Linked DNA regions of Homo sapiens: all the other regions are linked to region 4. The links are chromatin contacts, found by Hi-C or POLR2A ChIA-PET in ENCODE. All regions are on one chromosome and are shown on one strand. The core of a region is the stretch at or near the end of the contact, and the rest is flanking DNA. Distances in the headings are between cores, read along the strand shown.

Region 1 (3,693 bases), core at 502-3,001, 1.4 Mb after region 4:
CCACATTAGACCTACTTGCAAATTGTTAACCTGTACTGCAATTATCAGCTCACACTGCAGAGCCTCCAAGCTGGATGGAAAGCAGAAGTGAGCTGTTCAAAAGGATGCACGAGTCAAAAGGAAAGTCTCAGGCAATAGTGATGAAGTAATTTCTTATCTCTTATTGCCACAGCAAACTACCGCAGGAAAGAACTTCCTATTTCCATACTCTGATGATGTATATTTGCTTAACACAGCTTGCCTGAAATAGTTCATACATGGACCCACTCCAGAAAAGACACTTGATTTATAAAAAGAGGAATGGAAGGAAATTATAAGGTAAATTAAAGAATGAGTTCATCAACACATACACAAACTTACACCCTTTTCTTCCTTGCTTGCATGATGTGAGCAGAAAGAAATGTGTGTTCTTTCCATTTCTGTTTCTTTTCTTTCTTTCTTTCTTTTTTTTTTTTGAGATGAACTCTTGCTCTGTCACCCAGGCTGAAGTGCAGTGGCGCAATCTCAGCTCACTGCAACCTCCGCTTCCCGGGTTCAAGCAATTCTCCTGCCTCAGCTTCCCAGGTAGCTGGGATTACAGGTGCATGCTCCCACGCCCAGTTAATTTTTGTATTTTTAGTAGAGACGGGGTTTCATCATGTTGGCCAGGCTGGTCTCGAACTCCTGACCTCAGATGATCCACCCGCCTTGGGCTCCCAAAGTGCTGGGATTACAAGCGTGAGCCACCGCACCCGGCATTCTATTTTCTATTTTCTTTTCTTTCTTTTTTTTTTTCTTCCTGTAGAGATGAGGTCTCATTATTTTGCCCCCAGGCTGGTCTCAAACTCCTGACCTCAAGTGATCCTCTCGCCGTGGTCACCCAAAGTACTGGGATTACAGGTGTGAGCCATTGTGCCCAGCCCTCGGTTTCAATTTTCTACATAAAATAAATAACTCGATAGAAATTAGACTTTATCAAGGACAGCACTAGGAACACATAGGCCACTCAAGACTAATAGAGCCCACTGCTGTAGTCAAAGATGCTTCAGTGGGTTATAATTCTGACTTCTATAATTAAATACTTTCACATATACCCCAGCAAAGAAAAATCAAGTGCCCCAGACACCCTTACTAAAAGACTCTGAACCAACAACACCTAGCTTTCATTTTTATACCAGAGATATTTTGGCAAGCCTGAGACCTTTATCAAAGTGTAAAATGTCCCCCAGCTGCCTCCATGCAAAGGAAGCTCCCTTGCAAAGAACACACTTTCTCGAAAGAGGGCGGCCCCAGAGTGCTTCCCCAAATGAACTCCTCAGGACCCAAATACATGCTGAATTGTGCTTTTCTAAATCAAACCTGTGGTCTGCAGTCTAAACACCTATCAAGACAACACCCATTTAAGAAACATAAAAGCAGAGTGAGTACACAACTCTCTCCTCTTTCAAAGCTTTCACAGAATTAAAGAATCTTTAGCACCTGGCTTCCCAGATTACAGAGAGCTGAGTGAATATTACATCCCCAAAGTCATATTTCCTACCTCACTACTCTAAGGAGAGTGCTAGGGTATCCATTGCTTTGCCATCTTGATCTGTCAAGCAGTTACCTCTCATACATCAGCCAAGAAGTGACGTTACTTACATGCAATACAAAGAGAGTAAATCCAAGAGCAGTCTTATTCCTGGATTCAGAAGCCTCATAGTACTCTGAGGCCAAGCTTGAGGATTCTACTTAAAGCAGCCTCAGCTCTGGAAACTCAGTCAACCCAGAACTAACATTCAAAGCTGATCAGAGAGTAAAGCTCTTTCGAAAGAAGAGGAAGTATCATCTCCACTTCCTCAATCCTAACGTTCTTCCTTCTCATTGTTATGAAACCCTTCCTTGATGCCCATATCCAGGACACAGTACATGTAAGGCAAGCACACCCCATCTGCCTGAGTTCATTGATCACTAAGCACTGCCCAGTGTATTCATTTGCCGAGCACATTGGTGGAACAGTTCATGGTTCTGCTTTCCTGTTTTGGAGGCAAGGATGTTCATTTACAGGCATGGAGGGTGAGATGATCTGCAGAGTCATTCTCAGCATTTTTGGGTGAAATGCCACTTCAACCTCTTTAGGTTCAATCTTCTTTCAGATTTCCCTCTTTCCTCCTTTCCTAATCGTTCATAATGCTCTAATAAAGAGAGGGTACAGACACATTTGTAAAACGTATTTTAGGATAAAAATAAGTCTTAGCCTGCCATCTTTTGCAGTAGACATAGAAGAGTCTCTAACCACAAAACTTTTCTTTCCCACATTGGAAAAGGAAAATGGCAGGCTGAAAGTCAGAGATATTCCATCTCATTACAAATTCCTGCCCTCCCAATCTCCCTTTCAACACCAGCTTCTTGTTTCTCTATACCTTCTAGGGAAATGAATACAGCTGGGCGTGGTGGCAGATGCCTGTAATCCCAACCACTCAGGAGGCTGAGGCAGGAGAATTGCTTGAACCTGGGAGGCAGAGGTTGCAGTGAGCCGAGATCGCACCACTGAACTCCAGACTAGGAGACAGAGCAAGACTCCAACTCAAAATAAATAAATAAATAAATATGTATGTGTATATATATATATAATATATATATATAATATATATATTATATATATATTATATATATATTATATATAATATATATATTATATATATATTATATATATAATATATATATTATATATATTATATATATATAATATATAAAATATATATATTATATATATAAAATATATATAATATATATAATATATATATAAAATATATATAATATATATAATATATATATAAAATATATATATAAAATATATATATATATAAAATATATATATATAATATATATATAAAATATATATATATAATATATATATAAAATATATATATATAATATATATATAAAATATATATATATATATATATATATATATATAGAATATATAGAATATATAGAAACCTAATCCCCAATGTGATTGTATTTAGAGGTGGACCTTTGGGGAGTGATTAGGTCATGAGGACAGTGCCCTCATGAATGGTATTAATTTTCTTATTAAAGAGAACCTGGAGATCTGCCCACCCCTCCACCATATGAGGACATGGCCAGAAGACAGTCACCTAGGAACGAGGAAGCAGGTCCTCACCAGACAATGAATCTGCTGGCGCCTTGATCTTGGATGTCCAGCCTCCAGAACTGTGAGAAATAAATGTCTTTTGTTTGTAAGCCACCCAGGCTACGGTGTTTTGATATAACAGCCTGAATGACTAAGACAAAGATAAAATGTAAACTAAATCTGTGGAGGAGTGAAAAAATGAAAGAAGATGCTGTACATTTTGAGCAGGAACAAAATGAAGGTTCTCTCAGCGGCTTCTTGTTTGTGTACACTTCTATTTCTGGAAGTGCTGCCTCATCTTCTCCCTATATTGAGTTGTCTTCTAGTTCCCTGCTTTACGTAGAAAAAAAAATGGTACTAGGTGATATTAAAGGAATTTAGTGGTATCAACAGCATGGCCTGGCTTCTCACCAGACATTTAGATGCCATCATCAAAGATATCCTCAAAAGACATGTTATTTACCTTTATGGGGCCAGAATAGAGCCACTTAAATTCTTTGAGCAAAGATGATTTGTAGAATTAGAATAATCCTCAAAACGGCCGGACTGTCAGTTCAAGATGACGGGCTGACCACAGA
Region 2 (4,025 bases), core at 1,192-3,691, 1.3 Mb after region 4:
AAAGAAAAGAAAAAAGAAAGTAGTCTATGACTTAAAAAAAAAAACTTGGAAAACTGTGAATCTATACTCTTCAATTTTGCAAAAATTTAGCAATTCTGTGCCCGAATCATGTATAACATTCATCAGTTGGCATATTACTTTAAAAATGAAACCCCGAAGTGAATGAAGACTTCACCTCACCAGTCATTTTCCAAGCCCCATGCATGGAGGAAGCATTTCTCCCATGACTGCGAACGGTGTTTTGTCTTCCCTCCCAAAAGGAAAGAACAATTACTTTACAACTTCATGAAAGCTGAAATGCAGGCAGACCTCTTTGTGGGTAAAGTCTAAAGCAGATGCAATTTTAGGTTAAACATAGAGTATTATTACTTATTCTGATTCTTCAACTGAGCCTCTGAAAATATTTATTTTCTATTTGTTTAAATGTAGGTATTGAGAGACATGGCTTCCTTTTTTCTTTCTTTGTTAAACAAATGCTCAGATGTGATGGCTCATGCCTGTAATCTCAGAATTTTAGGAAGCTGAGGCAGGAGGATCGCTTCAGGCCAAGAGTTCCAGACCTGCCTGGGCAACATATGATGACCCACGTCTCTACAGAAAAATGTAAAAATTAGCCAGGCATGGTAGCGTGCACTGTAGTACTTAGCTACTTGAGAGGCTGAGGTGGGAGGATCCCTTGAGTTTGGGAGTTTAAGGATACATTGAACTATGATGACAACAGTGCACTCCAGCCTGGGTGACACAGTAAGACCCTGTGTCTAAAAACAACAAAAAAACACTAACAATATCAATAACAACAACAAAAAAAGAAGCAAAGTAGATTTTTCCGCCACCCCCCAAAAAACATAAAGTCCAACACGTAAACACCAGATTCCCCATGGGCTTTGAAGAAACAGACATTTTATGCCCCTTAGCAAATTACTCTTGGATGAAATTGGCAGCACTCTACTTCTTTAGGTAAGTAAATAAAGATTGTTATATTTGAAAACAATGGCTTTTATTGTTATGAACTAGGAGTGGCTTTAATGGAGAAGTTGCCCTGTTACTTGACCACTGAAAAGGAAGAGCTACAGACCAGCTATTCTAAACCCAAAGTAATTATTTTGTTAGACTTAGCTCCACATTTAAGTGGCTTATAATCAATAAATCTATAAAACAAGTTAACTCGGCCACTTACTAAAGCATATTTTACAGTCAATTATCTTGGCACATACACCCAAAAGTTATATTAATCACCCTTAAAATATTACATATATGCTGTATTTAAATTTTAGAGTTGAAATCAACATGTAGTTACACCTGTTTAGATTTTCCAGGTTAAAATCATTGTTGTCGTAGTCTATGGTCTACATGTGTATCCCTGATCCCTCACATTATAGTTTGGACTCAGCTGAGATATGAGGAAGGAATGATGAGGGAAGGGACCAGCATTCTTACGTGGATCGTCATCTCCTGGGGCCATGCACTGGTAGGATCTAGAGGTTTGTGATGTTCCCAAACGGTCATGAGACTCTTGGGCACAAGGGTTGAGGCTATCTGATCCAGGCACCCCATAAACCTTGAAATATTAGCATGGTGTTTTGTTAAATGTGTCTGTGTGTGTACCGTTCTCCAGGCTACGAAAGCACTTGTTTAATCTGCAGCATAGAACAGGCTGCATTCTTATTTAATGCTAGGAACACTTAAATCCAACTGGCTGGTTCTCAATCCGTGTCAAAGGCTCAGTTACAATAAACAGTATTTATATAATATTCTTAAAGGTACACCTATTACTCTATATTCCAGAGTTATTTATTGAGCCCTGGGACTTCGGGGGATCATGATCACTGAAATTGTGTGGATAATTTAACGTGATATGTGCATTTACAGCTTTCATCATAGTCTCAAATTGAACCAGGACATATAAAAAGTAAGAATCACTAATCCACATTTTAAGATTAAGTATCTCAAAGGAGGTAGTACTAATAAGTAAAAATAAATAATACCTTATACTCTCAAAAGGTTAAAAAAATTATACTAAATATTTTAAATCTAGATTCTAATTGAAGGCTTGAAGGCATTTGGAATGGAATAAACAGCGTGGTGCCTGAGATTTACGATGTGTTGGTTATGACATCTATTTGAGCGCTCATGGAGTTTTGCTGATTTGCTGATTCCTTGTTGTGTGCTGGATGTGTGAGTTTATAGATAGACAACTTCCAAATAAATGAGATTCAACTACACTTCATTTTCTGTGGAAACCATCCAGAGAGTTCTCATTGCTCACATTTGTGGATCTATATACCAATGCAAAGAAATGTTTATTCCAGTCTTTATCTGACAGCTAGCTTCTGTTATTGAGTTAAATCTCCTGAATCCAGTAACAGAAACATTTATAGACCTTGACTCCACAAACCACTAGGTTCTGCTGTCAGAAATCTCTGAGTCACGCTCACTTCGAGAGGCAGCAAAACCAAATTTGCCCACTTCCTCTTTCTTGTGTGCTTTATTTGTCTCATTTAGTTGTAACCACATGATATGGTGGGGGGAGTCTGGACACATATGGAAATCCTGCTTCTGCCTCCCACTAGCTGTAGGACTTTGGATAAACTATTATTCTCTCCAAGTCCCAGCTTTTTCTTTTCTTCTCTTTAGTGGGGGAAGGGGGTTTTGCTGTGTCTCCCAGGATGGAGTGCAGTGGCATGAGCTCAGTTCACTGTAGCCTCAACATCCCAGACTCAACTGATCCTCTCACCTCAGCCCCCCGAGTAGCTGGGACTATAGACATGTGCCACCACGCCTGGCTAATGTTTATATTTTTTGTGGAGACAGGGCTTCACCATGTTGCCCAGGCTGGTCTCGAACTCCTGAGCTTGAGCGATCCCCCAGCCTCGGCCTCCCAAAGTGCTGGGATTATAGACATGGGCCACTGTGCCTGGCCCAAGTCTCAGATTTTTCATCTGAAAAGTGACTATAACTTAGGACCCAGGGTGCTTGTAAGGATTAAATGACATAATTTTCATGAATTTACCCAGTTGTCATCAGGCACTTAGTAGATGCTTAATAATTACTTATTTCTTATCCTTTCCCACCTTCCTTTATTTTGTGTATTGACTCTGCAACACCCAAATATATGGATCACCATCACTACTTATCATCTTTAGTGAGGCAATGTTGACCAGCAACCCAACAGCTTTAGTAAATCTTCCTAAGTTCCCATCAGATTTTGAACGCAACTATATTATAGCTATGATAGCACTTTTTTTTTTTTTTTTTTTGACAGAGTCTCGCTCTGTCACCCAGGCTGGAGTGCAATGGCACAATCTCAGCTCACTGCAACCTCTGCCTCCCAGATTCAAGCTATTCTCCTGCCTCAGCCTCCTGAGTAGCTGGGATTACAGGTGCATACCACCACGCCCGGGTAATCTTTGTATTTTTAGTAGAGACGGGGTTTCACCATGTTGGCCAGGCTGTTCTCAAACTCCTGACCTTGTGATCCGCCCACCTCGGCCTCCCAAAATGCTGGGATTACAGGCATGAGCCACTGCACCCGGCCTATGATAGCACTTTTCACTTTGTCATTTGATTACTGGTGTACATATCCATCAGCTCTCAGAACACGAGAGGGTTGTTTTCTGCAAAACCTCTCCAATTTTAACGACATAATACAGGACGGGGAGAGACAAGAATGGCTCATTCACCCTTCTCCTTTTTATCATTTGTTTTGAAGAGAACTAACACAAAAAGAGAATGATTCTCATACATTCTTCTGTAACAACTATTGCCCTACTCTTAAATGTACTCCTGGCTAGGCACAGTGGCTCATGCCTGTAATTCCAGCACTTTGAGAGACCAAGGCAGGAGGATTGCTTGAGTCCAGGAGTTCAAGACTAGCCTGGACAACAAAGTGAGACCTTCTCTCTGCAAAAAAATTAAAAAATTAACGAGGCATGTTGGTGCACCTGTGGCCCTAATTACATGCGAGGCTGAGTCAGGACAATTGCTTGAGCCCGGGAGGTCAAGGCTGCAGTGAGTCATGATTGTGC
Region 3 (4,055 bases), core at 140-2,639, 1.2 Mb after region 4:
AAGCTAAGATTTCCACATTAATATCTTGCCCCCAAACACCATGCAGTGCTAAAAGTCACATTCCCATCATGCAAGCACATTAAAATATATGGCGATTAAAACTCCTGGTTTCTATTTTACGGCATTTGCTCTTTCCACGAGGCACACTTCCCTTTTGGGCTAAAGGTTAAAAAAAAAAAATTCAAATACAATGAAGAATCCATTATTTTCAATGTTTTCTATGTGGTTCTGGGGTCATGTGGGAAAGAACTGAGATGTGCTGAAGAGGCAAGGGAATTGCTTCCTGCCCCACGACACAGAGAAACGTGTGTCTGCTCAATGCCTCATTCAAGGAGACGAGTGGCTTTCTGTGAGGAGAGAAATTATCCCCCTTCCACAGTCCATTTCATACAGGCTGCAAACATTTAGTTTCAGGGACTTTTATTTTCAATTATGTATTACAAAACCCTGGGCAGGGCAGTCATCTCCCAGTTCTAGGATTCAATTTCTCCTGTGAGGTATACAAAAGAAATTGGAAGAGAAATAAATTGGAAAACCACAATTGGATATCATATTCTTGTTAGACTGAAGAAGAAATGCCCCCTAAAACTATGTGGATATGGCAGCTTTTCTGTACTTAACATTACTCATTAAATCATGTATGTGGCTATATCAAAATACTGTCTTTCGGCCAGGTGTGGTGGCTCACACCTGTAATCCCAGCACTCTGGGAGGCAGAGGCAGGCAGATCACCTGAGGTCAGGAGTTTGAAACCAGCCTGGGCAACATGGTAAACCCCGGTCTCTACTAAAAATATAAAAATTAGCCGGGCGTAGTCCCAGCTACTCGGGAGGCTGAGGCAGGAGAATCACTTCAACCAGGGAGGCAGAGGTTGCAGTGAGCTAAAATCGTGCCACTGCACTCCAGCCTGGGCAACAGAGCAAGACTCTGTCTAAAAAAAGAAAAAAAAAAGTATTTCTTACTAAGAGATAATGTACCTATGAATTTAAACATGTCTTAAATTTGAATAGCACTTCTTTTCAAAAGACTTAAAAATATTTTTTCTTTGAATCTGTTTCATCTCTGTGACATTGTTTGTGACTGGAGTGCTACCTGAGTAAATTATCATGATTACATGAAAAGCAATTAAGAGAAGAAGGTCAAAGGACCAACCTCTAATCACTAAGTTTGGTCTCTAACATTTGACAGCACATGCCTCAAAAAGCAAACAAAATAAACACTCTCCATTTCTTTAAATATATGTTTTTCATCCAAGGATCACACAGCACCTCCCAAGTAGTCTAATGTACAGAAAGAAAAGAAAGGAAACACAGCATGATTAGGTGAAACCCCAATCCATAGACAGCCCGCCAGCAGGTTGAGGCAGGACCACTAGGAGGAGACTGTGCTCAAGCACAGAGAGGGCCCTTTAGGTTTCAAATGGAGAATTTAGCCAAACAGCCACCAGGGCCAGCCGTATGCTAAGCCCAGTGCAATGAAACACACGCTCCCAGTCAAACTTCTTGGTTTCCTAGTGGGCTATGTGCCAACAGCAACTTCACAAGGTAACAGGTGAAGCGAGGTGGGGGGCGGAGAGGAGGAAATGGGCAGAGAGCCGCTGGGAGTCCTGAGACTCAAGTTCCTGCTTCATCACTGGGGGCTCCGGGCCAGGCACTTCACTGTAATAATCCACAATCATCTCAGAGCATGGGGCAGCGGGAGGGGGCTGAAAACACACCAATTTGCAAACTACAAAGTGCTGTGTAAATGTAAGGCATGGGTTTCACATTGAAATCTGACTCCAAACACAATCTCTTTCTTACGCTTCCTGGAGTCTTTGTAATCCTATACTTTAGGAGTCTTTCTAGGCCTTTGATCCTATTCTGAGATTTGAGCTGTTGTGGCAAAACTAAGAATTCTTTAAAGCAAAAGACGCCCTTGCAATGCAGGGCTCAGAGTGTCTATTTGCAATATATCAACCAGTGAAGGCATCACATCAGGCTCCGTTCTGGATCTACAGGCTAACAACAGAGGGAAAAGGTCCTCTTCACAACCCCAAAGAGGAGTCCTCTCCAAATCCTAATCTTTAGCAGGTGCCACAGATTTGGATCTACGTGTGCTGAGAGATTCTCCACTTCCTTCCTGAGCAGCCATGGTTTTCTCTCTCATTCCACAGCTCACAGACACTGCAGGACTGGGTATAGGAATTGGCCCTTGGACCCCAGGAAACTACCCCAAATGCATTTCAGAGATGACCCGGTCTCAAGAAATATACTGAAAGTAATCCAGTTTTCCCAATATTCTTTGGACCAGAAAAGTGGCTTGAGGCCAAGAGAGAGAAGCCCATGTCTTCCTACATTAAGTGTCACGGAAAGTGTCACCCACTCTCCCTCTCACTCCTGTCTATCCCCCCACCCACGTCTTAGTGGCCACAGCCTAGGCTGAGAACTCACAGAAGCAGCCCTACTTTCTAGCACAACCTGGTCAAAAGCAAAATAATTTACAGGGGGAAAAACACGAATGAGCAGGCAATGGGGCTCCAGAAAGCCAGGTGCAAAATTGTGAAGTTCAGTTTCCCTTTCACTTTGGGAAGCTCTGCAAAGTAAGCTTTAACTAGCAAAGCAAAAACTTCTAGGCTAATGTTCTTGACTTTGAAAAATAAATTTAAGCCTTGGCTAAGTAATCCCAGGGATCTTTTTTGCCTTAAGTTTCAATGGTACTAAAGGAGTTTACAGTTGAAAGGCTGGGGAAATATGTCTTCACGAAAAGCCAAAGGAAAGCATTCAAAGCTATTCACAAACCCTGCTCAAAAGTGTCTGGAGCTCTTCAATTTAAGAAAAACTGGAAGTCTACAGGCTGGTGTTGCAAACCAAAGAAAAATAGGTGGAAGGGCACTTTATGTCACACTGTTATTTCTGCTATTGTTATTTGTTGTTCCTTCAATACTCTTTACATTGCCAATCCTAAATAATTTCCCTTCTGGTATCTGCTAATCACAGAAAGAATCAGTAATTTCCAGGGGCAAAAGGTTAAAGCACTGCTTTCCTAAACCAGGGCATCAGGGTGCAATCTGAGGATCTGAATGTTCTCTCTGTCAGGTCACCACAGGTCAAACTCATCTTCAGTGGCTTCCCTAGGTGGAGAAGTACCCACATGTTTGCTGGGCCAAACTGACTGGCCTGGCCTCTTATCTTAGAGAAGTTTCTAGCAGTACAACTTGCTTCTTGTTTTTTGTTTTTATTTCTTAATGCTAAGGTTGTTTTTTGTTTGTTTGTTTGTTTACAGAGTATTAAGGCTTCTTAGTAAAGCTTGGGGAACTATTCAACAACTATTTCCATTTTGTTTGCAGATATAATTCAGGTGGTTCCTTCCATTTGAATGTCAAGCCACACTTTGAAGCTATAAAACAAAATAGGTTGTGTGAACAATTTGTTACGGGTAGGCAGGGCCAACATGGGTACTTGGTGGGTTGTGGTTATTCCTATGGTGAGAAATATTCATGGTGATTAGTAAGGGAAGACTTTCATATTGTTTCTCTATAGCTCTCTTTAACACAATGATTTCTAAATTTCTATTAGTCTTTAATGAAAAGATGACATTAGTTGTGTTGCCTTTGGTCTAAGGTTTGCAGGCATAAATGGCACAAAGCTTAAAGTTTATTTAATAGAAAGGATAATCTAAGATGAAAGTCCTTTGCTGGTTAAAAGAGTGACTTACAAGAGATAGAAATCTAAATTTAAGAGCTCATGGGGGTTGGGGTGGGGAAGAAAATGAAAAATTATGAATGCATGCCCCATTTTTTTCCCACAAGATTTCCTGAGCATTCCTCAGACACAGTGCAACATCATAACACCAGTGAATCAATAGTATTTCTATTTTTCTCAAGCAAAAAGTATAGACTCATCAAATATATACTAAGCACAATATATAATAGTATATCATCTTTTAAACACTAGTAATTTGAACTTCTATAAATATATTTAAATAACAAACATAGCTATTCACATAGCACACAAGTGACATATAAACATACAAAAATAAATCCCTCATGTTTAACTCTTTTGTTGCTTCCATGG
Region 4 (4,029 bases), core at 583-3,082:
ATGGCATTGTTTAAACTTCTCATTTACCAACTCCCAGCCCAGTCATATAGAGAAAAGTAAATTTTACAATGTTTGATCTTACATTTAACTTTTCAATATAGACCTGATCCTCCATATCAAATATCATAAATAAGGCTGCAGTCCTTAAAAATCTTTGTAACTCTTCTGTTAAATAATTAAGTTCCAGTCTCTAATACCTACAGATAACGACCATGTGGTCAACGTTAGGCATGGCTATTCCTTAAGAATTTAAGAGGCCCAATGCTTGTGACCATAAAGTAATCTTTAAGAGAAAATTTTACAAAAGCCTCCTTTGAAAACTACTTGGAAGTAACATATATGTATTTTTAATTTCATCTCCTCAAACCTGTAAACTGGGGAAAAAATTCCAACAGGCAGTCATTTCTTTCTGAGGAGCAAGGTAGTAAAGACAATTAGAGTTATCAAAAAAGAAAAAAAAAAAACCCTCATAAGGCCATCAAGCTTCAGAATTTCGATGGTAGACTGACGATCCAGGATCTTCTAGAAATATATTTAATCTATTAAAATTAAAATTAAGTATTTTTTTCTAGAGTTCTTTTTTAATAATAGAGTCATTACAAAATAGTACAATGCCGAATTGCTAAATTTTTTCATTTTGGGTTATTTCTCAGGTAAAAATAAGTGCATATAGATTTTATTTAGAGGTAGCAACAAAGAGGATAAAAATAAGCATTTGAGTGCATTCCATTCTCTGCAAGCTTTGAAATAAAGGACTATCTAATTCTTCATGAGTTATCGGGAAAAAGTCACCAATTCTTCGATTCTTACAAAATCATCTTAATACTATGGACAAATTCAAGGTTCGTAGTAAAAATTGCTTTTTTTAAAGTCTTCCCTTTCCACTCCAGGCCCTGAGACTGGGTTAACGGGCAAAGGGAGAAAAAATTGGGAAAAAGTAACGTTTTTGTTTGGATGTCCCAGTTGAGTTTGGTCCAATGAGTTGGGGGGGTGTCTCTCCATTTGGCGGGAGTGGGGAGGGAGACCCTGGAACTCCTGAGGGATCGGTGGGGCTGCCCCTCAGGGCGCGGGACACGCGGAGGAGGCGGGAGATAACCGCGAGCGCGATCTCCCGCGCCCGCCAGCAAGGCTGGGACCGCGAAAAATCGGGGAAACTGCCTTTGGCTGTGAGGGTGCGGGGCAGATGTAGAAAAGGGGCGCAGGGGGAGAAGGTGAGGCACCTGGCCAGGCCCTGGGGGCTTCTCGCTCGCAGCCCTGTCACCGCCGGGGGCCCCGGGGTGGGGGAGGGGAGGGGCATTTGGCGCCTATTCAAGCAGGGTGGGGTAGGTGGGTCTTCCGAGGAGGAAAAAGGGCGCCCTGGGATGCCACGACCCGCACCTCCCGGGGCTGGAGTCCACGGTCGGCGTGGGTGGCGGGACCCCGCGGCCCGCCATCCCGCCCCTGCACATCTGGCTCTTCTGGCTTCCCCCCGACACCCAGCCGCCCTCCTCCCGGACCCAGGAACCGCTGCCGCCGCCCGAGGCCGGGCGTGTGGCATGGCCGCGCGTCCAGGCTCCGAGGGACGTCGGGTCAGGGTCTCAGGCTGCGACCCTCCCCGTGCACCCCTCCTGGCGTGCGCGCCCCCCTCGCGACCGCTCCCCTCACTCACTATCCGAGGGTCGAGGGCGCCCGGCGGCTGTCACTGCGCTGGGGCTGGCGCTGCAGGAGCAGCGGGGTGGCCGTAGGGCGCAGCTGCAGGGGCGCCGGCTCATGCCAGCCGACGTGGAGTCTGCCTCAGGTGGAGGAACCGCTCCGGGGGCAGCTGAGCAACCTGCCTGCTTCACAGACCTGTATCTCTTAAAAGGCGCCAGCTGGTACTTTTAAAATCTTTGAATTTGGTGCCTAAATCCGCGCGGTCCAATGAGACGCGTCGCTTGCATGCGCGCACCAATAGGAGGGCAGTGGGTGGGGGCGCCCTCGTCCGCGCCCAATTGGAGGCTGCCGAGGCGGGGCCGAGCCGCGAAGCCCAGCCCCCTTCCAGCTTACCGGCTCCCCACGTCCGGAAAGATGCTACGGCCGGGGGCGGGACCTCCGAGCACGGGGAGGCCGCGGCCCGGCCACACGTGTGGAGGGTCTATCACGCATGCGTGCGCCCGCCAAGATTCCTTCCGCCGTCTTCTGGACCGGCCTCCTGCAAGTCCTAATCTCAGCCCAAATTCAGCGCTGGCTTCCATCTGGAGATCTTTGATGGGTACAAATGGTAGCCGACTTTCTTCGATCATCTCTCGAACGGGAGTTCGGTGAGCAGCAACTCGGCTCGTCCGGGAATCCAGACTTTCCGGAAGACGGACCCTCCCCCCAGTCCAGCTTAGCCCGCCTCTCTAGGATTTACGCGCGCGCTCTGCTCTCCCTCCTAACTCGACCCTCCCCTTGACCCACGCCTCTGCGCAGGCGCCTTGGCGGGCTGTGGCTGCGGAGTTGGCGGGTCGGCGCCTGCGCACTGGAGTCCCCCGCGATTTTTTCCTCCGGGGTGGGCGAGGAGGCTGTGCGGCCTTCCCCAGCGGCTGTAGCAGGAGACCTGCGGCTGCATCTCCCAGGGCCTTCCGGCGGGGCCGAGGGTAGGACCGAGGCACTTCTTCCTTGCAAGCGCGTTTATTTGTATTTTCAACCACACTTCAGACGCTACTGGTTTATAGGAACGTTAAGTTTACTGAGTGTGCAGCTACGCTCCCCTGGGTTTTTGTTCCTTTCCTTAAAGGGCCAGGTGTAGGAGACAGTAGTCCTGCTCCCAAAAAAAGAATAAATAGAAGTGCCCGCCCTCTTGGGCTGGACCCCCGTGGCCAAGGGAGTTTTTAGTGATGGCTGGCATGGACGTCAGTATGAAAGTGTACCGGAGTATTAGTGATGCTTAACTTTTCACAATTTGAATATGCACTTAAGTAGGGCAGTGCATTCCCTGAACTCAGCTTTATGGCTACAGCCCAGTGAAGCAACGGGATGTGAACTCCAAAACGGCGAATCCTCCTTTGCTGTTTCCCTCTGGTGCCTTTCTGCAGCCTCGGAGTGAGTTCTTGGCTGTAGTCAGTTTTCAGTACCGTTAGTGACGAGTCCGGTGGGGCGCGGCCAGGATTAGGATGAATCATACAAGTGCTGGGTGGATCCTGTCTTTACCTAAAATTTTGATAATTAGTTGTGGGGCGCGGCCAGGATTAGGATGAATCATACAAGTGCTGGGTGGATCCTGTCTTTACCTAAAATTTTGATAATTAGTTCATCATGGGTTTTTTGCCTTTTTCATTTTTAAAAATGTTAAAATAGTGTCACTCTTGATGACTTAAATTTTTTTCATCCCCGTAAACGCACCTGAGGCCTGTGCTTCCTTGCCTCACCCTAACCTGGCCCTGGGGCTAGATCCTGGAGATTCAGGGTTGAAAAGACAAAGTCCTGTCCTTTAGGGAGTTTACAGAGACCAATGGGAAAGAAGTTGACAGTGAACAATTTCAGAACACGAAAGAGGATATGAAAGAATGTAATCGGGGGTAGAGAATGCAGATTAGTATAGGTTAAGGATTTTGGATGGTCAGGACGCTTTCTGAGGCTTTGAACCCAGATGCGTTGAACTGGCAATGCAGGGCTGCATAATAAGCAGAGGGAATAATAAGCAGAGGGAATGCCTGACTACGACTTAGTGAACAAGAGAGAGAGGAGATGAGGTTAGAGAGGTAGGCAGAAGCCAGATCCTGTGGGACCTTGTAGTTTTTCCATGCAGAGTTTAGACTTTCTTCTGATTGCAGTGGTTAGCTGTTGGAAGGATTTTGGCAAGGTAGTTATTTGTTGATAGAATATTGAAATTATAATAGCTTTTTTATGTAAAAAAAAGAATGTAAATGTTAGCCTTTCATTCTCACAATAGGTTAGCATTATTTTCAGTGTACAATGGTCGTGCTTCTCAGTGTGAGTTAATTCTCACTGTGGCTACCAAAACCACACAGCTAGTAAGCGGAGATTCGAGTGCCCGTCTGCAGGATTCAAAAAGTCCATGTCCTTTCC
Region 5 (3,850 bases), core at 616-3,115, 1.5 Mb after region 4:
ACACCCCACACACCTCGGACATCCTATTCCACGTGGTCTATGTGTAAGTCACAGGCGTGAGAAATGAGATGTAGCGGTGATCAGTTTTCATTATGCTGCAGCCATGGGTGGGACGGTTTGAAAGACGACCTGGTCTTACCAGTATTACCTACCTCACAGGCTTACTGTGATGACCAAGGACAATAACAGAGAGAGCTCTTAGCAAACTGTAAAGCGCTACACAATTCTAGTTATTACTGAGAAAGAACACCATTCCTCACCTGGAAGAGCAGATAGAAAAACAAATAGTAACTTGAAACAGAGATGTCGTTGGGGGTGGGGGGAAACCATGAAAATACAGATTGTTCTTGGTGGACTTTGTTCTCTTGAAAGTACAGAAAAGGGTTGAGTAAACTCTAGTACCTTTCCCTCGAAATCGTAGGAGACATTGAAAAGTAAGCGAGCCAGCTAGGAGGACAAGCTTCTACCTCTGCTCATTCCCCCCACCACCCCCCCACCGCCCCAGCCCCACTGCCTTCCTCATCCCAAATATTGTATGAATCAAGACAGTGGTTCCAAACAATTATATTTCTCCTTCCCAGTGCTTACATGTGGCCTGAAAATGCAGCGCCACCGGGGATACTGGCGCCTCCCGGAGCAAAAGTCACTGCCTCCCGGGGAGTCCTGGCTCGAGGTTTCTCCCTGGCGCAAATGCTATGGTGTTGGCTTTTGCGCGGCCCTCTCGCCTTCTCCAACAAAAACAGACAGGCTCGGCGGACCCGCCGGAGTCTCCCTCTACCTGTCCGACAGCCCTGTCACGCCTGCGGACGGCTCTGGGCAGGCGGCATGGACGAGGTCCCGCGGGAGTCACCCACACAAAGGCACCTTGTGCCTCTGCACTCGGGCCCCCGGGTCGCCGGGCACCGCACCGGGGCCAGGCAGGGAGAGCGCCCCCCGGCCCGAGTGCCGAGTCCCGAGATCGGCATCCCCAGCCCTCAACCGCCACAGAAAGGCCACCCCTACTCCCTGGTTTAAAGATAGGGCTCCCCTCGGCTTGCCACAATCCGCACCCTGGAAAGGAAGAGCTCGGAGCAGGTACGAGAGATAGGAGCGCACAGGCCACTCGGCAGAAGTTTGCATTGTCACCGGGCTGTGCCCTCACCGCTTCTCGCCGGGAGGAAGGGCCAAGTACCCTCTTCCCCAGCTCCTCGTCCGCCCCATCCCCGAGGCTGGAGGACTCCGGACCCCCCCAAGGCCCGCGCACCTCTAGTCCAGTCCACCACTTGTTTGGGGCTCCACTTGGTCACGGGTTCCATGGTAAACCGCTTCGCCTCTCGCTGGGCTGGAGAGTCGCAGATAAAGTGCTGCTGCCTGCGCTCCGGTGCCCCTTCCCGGGAGGGCGCGCCCGCGGCTGCTCCCCTGCGCCCGAGCGACTCCGTCAAGACTGCATGGCCGCGGTCAGCCAGTCGTCCCAGCGCGGCTCCGCCAGGGGAGCCCGGCCCTCTCCCTCCAGCTGCCACAGTCCAGCTGCAGCTCCTCCTTCCCCCGCCGCCGCCGGGATCCCGGGCACAGCTGCTGCTCCCGAGCGACGGCAGCTGCAGGCACGCCGGGCTGCGACCCCAGACCCCTGGCCTCGGCTCGGCACGGGAGCCTCCCGGCCCGCGACCACTTCCTCGGATCTCTCGAGGCGCGATCGGCTCTCCCTCGGCCGGTCTTCTCGCCTGCTGGCTCTCCGGGGTCCCCGCTCCGCGTGCGCTGGCGTCCCGGAGCCTTCCCGGCGCAGGTCCCACCTCCTGCGCCGCCCTCCCGTGCCGCCCTGGCAGGGCCGAGCGCAGAGCGTGCGCGCTCGGGTTGCAAAGTTTCAGCTCCGGTTGCTGCAAACCGAATAAAAGAGAGGGCGGGGCCGAGGGTCTAGGGAAACTCGTGGGAGGGGGCGGGTCCGCCCGAAGCGGCGGACTCGGGTTACTTTCCCTCTCTAAGCCGGTCCGGCTCACACCCGCAGCGTCCCGGGCCCCGCTTTCCTTTTCAAGGGGCGGGTTGTAGATCGCGCGCGCACCCTGGAGAGCCCGCTGGTTTGTGTGAGGCCCTGGCCCTGTGGGTAGCAGAACACTCTGTCTCGCTGTGAGCAACAATACACTAAAAAAAAAAGAAAAGAAAAAAAAAAGTAAGATCTGCATGTTCTGTTCATTTTAAATGCTTTATATCGTAATACTACTCTGCCATTAAGCCGTCATTTTAGGTTTCTTAAAGTAGAACAATTTTTTTTTTTAGATGGAGCCTCGCTCTGTCGCCCAGGCTGGAGTGCAGTGGCGCGATCTCAGCTCACTGCAGCCTCTGCCTCCCAGGTTCCAGCGATTCTCCCGCCTCAGCCTCCGGAGTAGCTGGGATTACAGGCGTCTGCCACTACGCCCGGCTAATTTTTGTATTTTTAGTAGAGACAGGGTTTCACCATGTTGGCCAGACTGGTCTCGAAATCCTGAACTCAGGTGATCCGCCAGCCTCGGCCTCCCGAAGTGCTAGGATTACAGGCCTGAGCCACCGCGCCAGGCCAGAACAATTTTATTTCATTTATATGTTGACTGAAATCGTAACAATGTAACTCTTTTAATGCTATTGCTATGAAATTTCAACTTTGCGACTAAAATTAGATTGATGGCTTTTAGCGTTATATTTTGCTATATTATAATTTCATATTTACAGAGTGAGCTAATGCTCCTTGGGATTAGTCATTAACCGTGAGAGGAAAGCTGTTAGCCAAGAAAAAAAAAATAGCTCGTGCACAATTTCAGCGCCTGGCAGGGGAGGGCCCTTCCACATTCATGGACTGCAACTGGGGCCAGAGTTAATGCTAAACTGGGGGAAAATCTAATTTGAATGCCTGCCTCTCCTTCAAGTTCTCCCTGCATCCTAACCGCCCCCCCAACCCCTGCCACCCTCGCCACCACCCCTCCCCTCACCCCCCAACACCCCCCCCAACCCCCCACCCCCGCCCCGCCCCGCCCAGCAACCTCTTCCTCCCACTCTTTTTGGCACTGAATGATTCTTACTTTCAATTACGGTTATTTATTTACATCTTCCTCTTGGAGACTATTAACCCCTTGAGGGCAGAACCTACTTGATCTCATATAGAGTTTTCTCTCCTCCCTTTCTTCCTACCACCTAACTTGTAGCACCCAGCACGGGACCAAAGGCAAGGTTGGTATTTATTCATTCAGTAAATATCCGGGAATGCTTCCTATGTGCCAGCCACTGTATTCATTCAGTATTTGTTGAATTCGTGTGATATGTGCTACTTACACAGGTCTGTTTGGACGCACATGTGGAAAAATAGCTAGCAGCCAGCCTAGCATCTGATGAGCTGGAGCATCCAAGCAAAAGAAACATTTTTAAAAAGCAAAACATCAGACCCACCTCCCATTCAACTCCCCTAGAGGACTGGGCAACACAGAGACACACAACTATCAAATATAGTGATTCTTTTTCTTCATCTAGCGAAAGTGACTGGCAGACCACACAAGTTGGCAAAGGCAATGACAAAATTCCTGATATAGTAGTTGTCCTTAAAAAAAAAAAAAGACCTTTAAACTTAATGACATCCAGCATTAACCATCTTTACAGCAGTCAGCAGAGAGAAGGACCTTGACACTGGTTCACTGGAAAGGGTAACCAACCTGATGCACACCTTTTGTTTCAGCAATCACTGCCTGTTGTGTGATTTCTGATTATGATTAGGGTGACCACATAACTTACCTCCAAATCAAAATATTCTTGAGCATGAAAGAAGCAACTATCAAGAATTACATTGGAATAACATGAATAAACTGGGCCATACGGTCCCCACAATTATAAAAGAAAGGTCAAATATTAATGA
Region 6 (3,690 bases), core at 1,055-3,554, 1.2 Mb after region 4:
CACCTGAGCCCGGAGGTCGAGGCTGTCATGGGTTGTGATCACAACACTGCACTCCAGCCTGGGTGACAGAGTTAAAATGTGTCTCAAAAAAAAATTAATTAATTAATTAAATTTAATCCATGTAAAAAATAAATGGTAAATCTTCATTTGGGTGGATTCCTTTTCTGCATAAGTGAAACAGCTGAGATTCCCTTAAACAGGAGCCTAAATAAGTTTGGGTGAAAACACCTTAGTGTTTCCCCAGGAAATTATCACTTTATAAGCAGAAGCTTTTTTTTTATTCTGAAGACAGTTGAGCTATATTCAAAATCACAGATAATTTGTGTCAAAAAATGGTCCTTGCTTATTTGACTTGCAAAAAAAAAATGCCTCAAAAATGACAATCACAGAGGGCAAATCTTGAGAGAATGACAGTGTTCTTCTCTTCCTCCTCCTTTTCCTCCTCCTCCGCTTCTCCAGATCCCCTGTTGCCTATTATATTAACTAAAATAACTTTGTTGAATGGGATCCTTCTTCTTCAATTCCTAACTTTCTAAAAAGTTTCCTGCAGGCAGCCAAGCAGGGTGGCTCACGCCTGTAATCCCAGCGCTTTGGGAGGCCGAGGCAGAAAGATCACTTGAGCTCAGGAGTTCAAGACCAGCCCAGACAACATAGGCAGACCTTGTCTCTGTTTAAAAAAAAAAAAAAAGTTTCCTCCAGGTTCTATGCTGGTACCTGCAAGCTTCCCTCGAAATCCTGATGTAATAAAAAACTTGTTCTCCTGCCAGAGGTATCAAACCCATCGTTTGGCCATTGTACAAACTTCTCTTTCCAAATCTAGTCTTAAATTCAGAAGAAACACGTTCCTTTTCACTTTGTTTTATGATGTTCTATGATCTCAAACCTTTCTCCTCACAATTCAGCCCATCTAGTTTTCCCAGCATCTCTGATTTTGTTCATCTCAGTGGAGTGTCACGTACAGTTGCTGTCATTAGGCAGCATTAAATACATATTTTTATGAAAATGGCTGGTGTTACAACATTGGGGGGAAATGTAAAGGTTGCTGATCATCTCTTTGATCTCATGAATCACCTCTAGAGTATTTGTCTCCTTTAAACACTCTGCTCTTGGCCAGATGTGGTGGCTCATGCCTGTAATCTCAAGTGCTTTGGGCGGCCAAGGCGGGAGGATGACTTGAGGCCAGACGTTCAAGGCTGCAGTGAGCTGAGATGGTGCCACTTGCACTCCAGCCTGGGCTACAGAGTGAGACCCAGTCTCAAAACAAACAAACAAAAAACAGAGTAAAGGGTTCCAAGGTGTGAGCAAGGCAGGTTGCCTCCTGCTCCCTGGCCCTATAATGCCCTTCCTACCTCATTCCCCTAGATAAGTTTCCAGGATTCAACTTAGGTGTGACCATTTCCAAAACTTTTTCCCTATTCCCTTAAGTCTGGACTAGGTGCCCCCATGTCTGCCTCCAGCCCCAGGGGCGGCCCTCCCTTACAGGACCTCTCTTACTGTATTTAATTATCTGGTTGTTTGTCTGCTTCTCCAATGGATTGTGAGTACCTTGAAGGAAATAACTGTGTTGTTCATACATATTATTTATAAGGTGTGGAATAAATACATGTGAAATAAATAAATACATTTTTTGAATGAATGAATGAACTATAATCTTTTTCCTCTGACAATAAAGTGTTAAAATGAGATGCAGAAGGCAGTGTGGAAAAGTTTGCCGGTTTTTTTTTTTTTTTTTTTTTGAGACGGAGTCTCTCTCTGTCGCCCAGGCTGGACTGCAGTGGCGCGATCTTGGCTTACTGCAAGCTCCGCCTCCTGGGTTCACGCCATTCTCCCGCCTCAGCCTCCCGAGTAGCTGGGACTACAGGCACCCGCCACCACACCCGGCTCATTTTTTGTATTTTTTTTTTTTTAGTAGAGATGGGGTTCGCCGTGTTAGCCAGGACGGTCTCGATCTCCTGACCTCATGATCTGCCTGCCTTGGCCTCCCAATGTGCTGGGATTACAGGCGTGAGCCACCGTGCCCAGCAGTTTGTCAGTTTCTAAAAAAAGTAAGCATATAATTGCCATACAACTGAGCAATTCTACTCCTAGGTGTCTACCCAAGAGGAATGGATGCAAATGCCCATGCAAAGGTTTGCATGCAAATCGTTATAACAGCTTTATTCATAGTAACCTAGAACTGGAAACAACCTAAATGTCCATCAGCTACTAAATAGAATATGACACAGCCATACGACGAAATGCTATTTAATCATGAAAAGGAGCAAACCAGTGACGCTTGCTGAAACATGGATGAACCCTGAAAACATTCTGCTAAGTGAAAGTGAAACACAAGCGATCAGTTATGACTGTGTGATTCCATTTCTAGGAAGTGTCCAGAAAGGGCAAATCTATAGAGACAGAAAGCAGGACGGTGGTTGCCTGCGGTTGGGGGTGGGAACTGACTGTAAATGGGGATGGGGGATCTTATTGGTACAATACCAATTATTTAAAACTGATTTATTATGATGGTTGCATCACTTGGTAAATCTACCAAAAATGAATGAACTGCAAATTTGAATAGGGTGAACTTTATGATACATAAAATGTACCTTAATAAAGCTGTTTTTAAAAACATGAGGTTCATCAGTTATAACAAATCTCCCATGCAGATGGGGATATTGATAATGGGGAGGTTGTACATGAGTATGGGCGGGGATCATATGGGAAATATCTGTACCTTCCTCTTACTTTTGCTGTGAGCCTAAAACTGCTCTAAAAAAATTAAGTCTTTTAGAAATTAACTAAAACAGGACATCAGATTTTAGAATTTAAATGCAAAAATAAGTGTTCATTGCCATGATAACATTTGCCCTTTTCGTACCACAAGTATTTTGGAAAATATACAAAATTACTTCTTAGGTACCTACACATGTCAGAAAAGCAGAAGGGCTGACCAGGAGAAATGAGAGTGACGTGTATTCCCGAGTCTAAATAGGTCAAAGAGGACCAAGCCAGAAACAGATGAATGGTAATATAGGAAACTGTCATGTAGTTCCTGGTTAAAAAATGAAAAGTAATATTATATCTCTATTTTCAATGAAACCATAGTTCCTTAATTCTAAAACCCTGATTTCTTTACACTTCAATAATTCTGAAATCAGAAGACACCTTAGAATCTATGTATATTTTCATTGCAACATCTTCTCCCCTAAAACCTGTTATTAAATAAATTACAGGTCTTAAATAGAATCTTGAATTCAAGAAAAAAAAACAGCTAAAAAAATTTCTTTGTAATATACTTTTGTGTTTTTAAGTGAATATAGAATTGAAATTCTTGAAATTACATTGAGCAAATTTAATGAGGTTACCCAATGACTATCTGAATCAGCCGAAACTGCAAAAGTCTCCATTTCTCCATATAAATCTATTGTTTTCTCAGTTACTCCCCAAAACCCCCAGGGCACTGGAAACAGATGAGGTCTAAACTCTGAGCTGAGCTGCCCATTCTCATGCCGCCTTAGAACAGTTGTCTCTAGATTCTCACACTACACACAGACTCATGACCACTAGAGAAATCTGAATTATATTCTTTAAAATAGAAAGTAAAAGTAAAAGGAGATTGAAGAAAAGTTAGGATAAAATTCACTGTAAAAGTTCTAGTTCTATGGAGAAACAGTCATTCTCAAACACTGCTGGTGGTAATGCAAAATG

The links. Hi-C counts contacts between places; a loop is a spot of excess contacts on that map. ChIA-PET counts read pairs that join two places held with the same protein, here RNA polymerase II (POLR2A). Pooled maps may share reads with other maps.
Region 1: a map with no recorded cell type shows a loop between it and region 4 (6-fold over the local background). The contact joins the promoter of IPCEF1 here to the promoter of FBXO5 in region 4. A Hi-C loop is called at or near these places in 7 of 37 single-sample maps with no recorded cell type and 6 of 50 pooled maps.
Region 2: a pooled map shows a loop between it and region 4 (6-fold over the local background). The contact joins the enhancer-like site here to the promoter of FBXO5 in region 4. A Hi-C loop is called at or near these places in 2 of 37 single-sample maps with no recorded cell type and 3 of 50 pooled maps.
Region 3: a pooled map shows a loop between it and region 4 (6-fold over the local background). The contact joins the enhancer-like site here to the promoter of FBXO5 in region 4. A Hi-C loop is called at or near these places in 2 of 37 single-sample maps with no recorded cell type and 10 of 50 pooled maps. POLR2A ChIA-PET finds 5 or more read pairs at or near these places in 1 of 52 experiments (OCI-LY7).
Region 5: a loop to region 4 is called in a map with no recorded cell type, with 5 times the contacts of the local background. The contact joins the promoter of CNKSR3 here to the promoter of FBXO5 in region 4. A Hi-C loop is called at or near these places in 1 of 37 single-sample maps with no recorded cell type and 3 of 50 pooled maps. POLR2A ChIA-PET finds 5 or more read pairs at or near these places in 2 of 52 experiments (BJ and HEK293T).
Region 6: a pooled map shows a loop between it and region 4 (5-fold over the local background). The contact joins the enhancer-like site here to the promoter of FBXO5 in region 4. A Hi-C loop is called at or near these places in 4 of 50 pooled maps. POLR2A ChIA-PET finds 5 or more read pairs at or near these places in 3 of 52 experiments (activated CD4-positive, alpha-beta T cell and activated naive CD4-positive, alpha-beta T cell).

The regions. Positions count from the first base shown.
Region 1 is chr6:154,355,052-154,358,744 of GRCh38, forward strand. IPCEF1 (interaction protein for cytohesin exchange factors 1) reads right to left here and starts at 1,752. Exons shown (of 12, transcript NM_001130700.2): 1 at 1,621-1,752.
Region 2 is chr6:154,299,855-154,303,879 of GRCh38, forward strand. The region is part of intron 1 of IPCEF1 (interaction protein for cytohesin exchange factors 1); the gene reads right to left. Among named protein-coding and RNA genes, the nearest start is that of IPCEF1, 55 kb to the right of the region's middle. RefSeq lists an enhancer at 2,740-2,789. Within about 2 kb of position 2,442, at least 4 of the 41 ENCODE cell types and tissues checked have a DNase peak (open chromatin) inside an H3K27ac peak, as active enhancers do.
Region 3 is chr6:154,154,847-154,158,901 of GRCh38, forward strand. IPCEF1 (interaction protein for cytohesin exchange factors 1) reads right to left here. Exons shown (of 12, transcript NM_001130700.2): 12 at 1-4,055. It also overlaps a transcript of OPRM1 not described here. Among named protein-coding and RNA genes, the nearest start is that of OPRM1, 120 kb to the left of the region's middle. Within about 2 kb of position 1,390, at least 11 of the 41 ENCODE cell types and tissues checked have a DNase peak (open chromatin) inside an H3K27ac peak, as active enhancers do.
Region 4 is chr6:152,981,209-152,985,237 of GRCh38, forward strand. It overlaps FBXO5 (F-box protein 5), which reads right to left and starts at 1,833. Exons shown (of 5, transcript NM_012177.5): 1 at 1,649-1,833. The coding sequence starts at 1,751. RefSeq lists silencers at 1,267-1,336, 1,817-2,136 and enhancers at 2,167-2,386, 2,677-2,796, 3,327-3,426.
Region 5 is chr6:154,508,820-154,512,669 of GRCh38, forward strand. It overlaps CNKSR3 (CNKSR family member 3), which reads right to left and starts at 1,866. Exons shown (of 13, transcript NM_173515.4): 1 at 1,244-1,866. The coding sequence starts at 1,295. LOC101928868 (a long non-coding RNA gene) reads left to right here and starts at 1,972. Exons shown (of 2, transcript XR_001744422.2): 1 at 1,972-2,143.
Region 6 is chr6:154,227,632-154,231,321 of GRCh38, forward strand. The region is part of intron 5 of IPCEF1 (interaction protein for cytohesin exchange factors 1); the gene reads right to left. It also overlaps a transcript of OPRM1 not described here. Among named protein-coding and RNA genes, the nearest start is that of IPCEF1, 130 kb to the right of the region's middle. Within about 2 kb of position 2,305, at least 2 of the 41 ENCODE cell types and tissues checked have a DNase peak (open chromatin) inside an H3K27ac peak, as active enhancers do.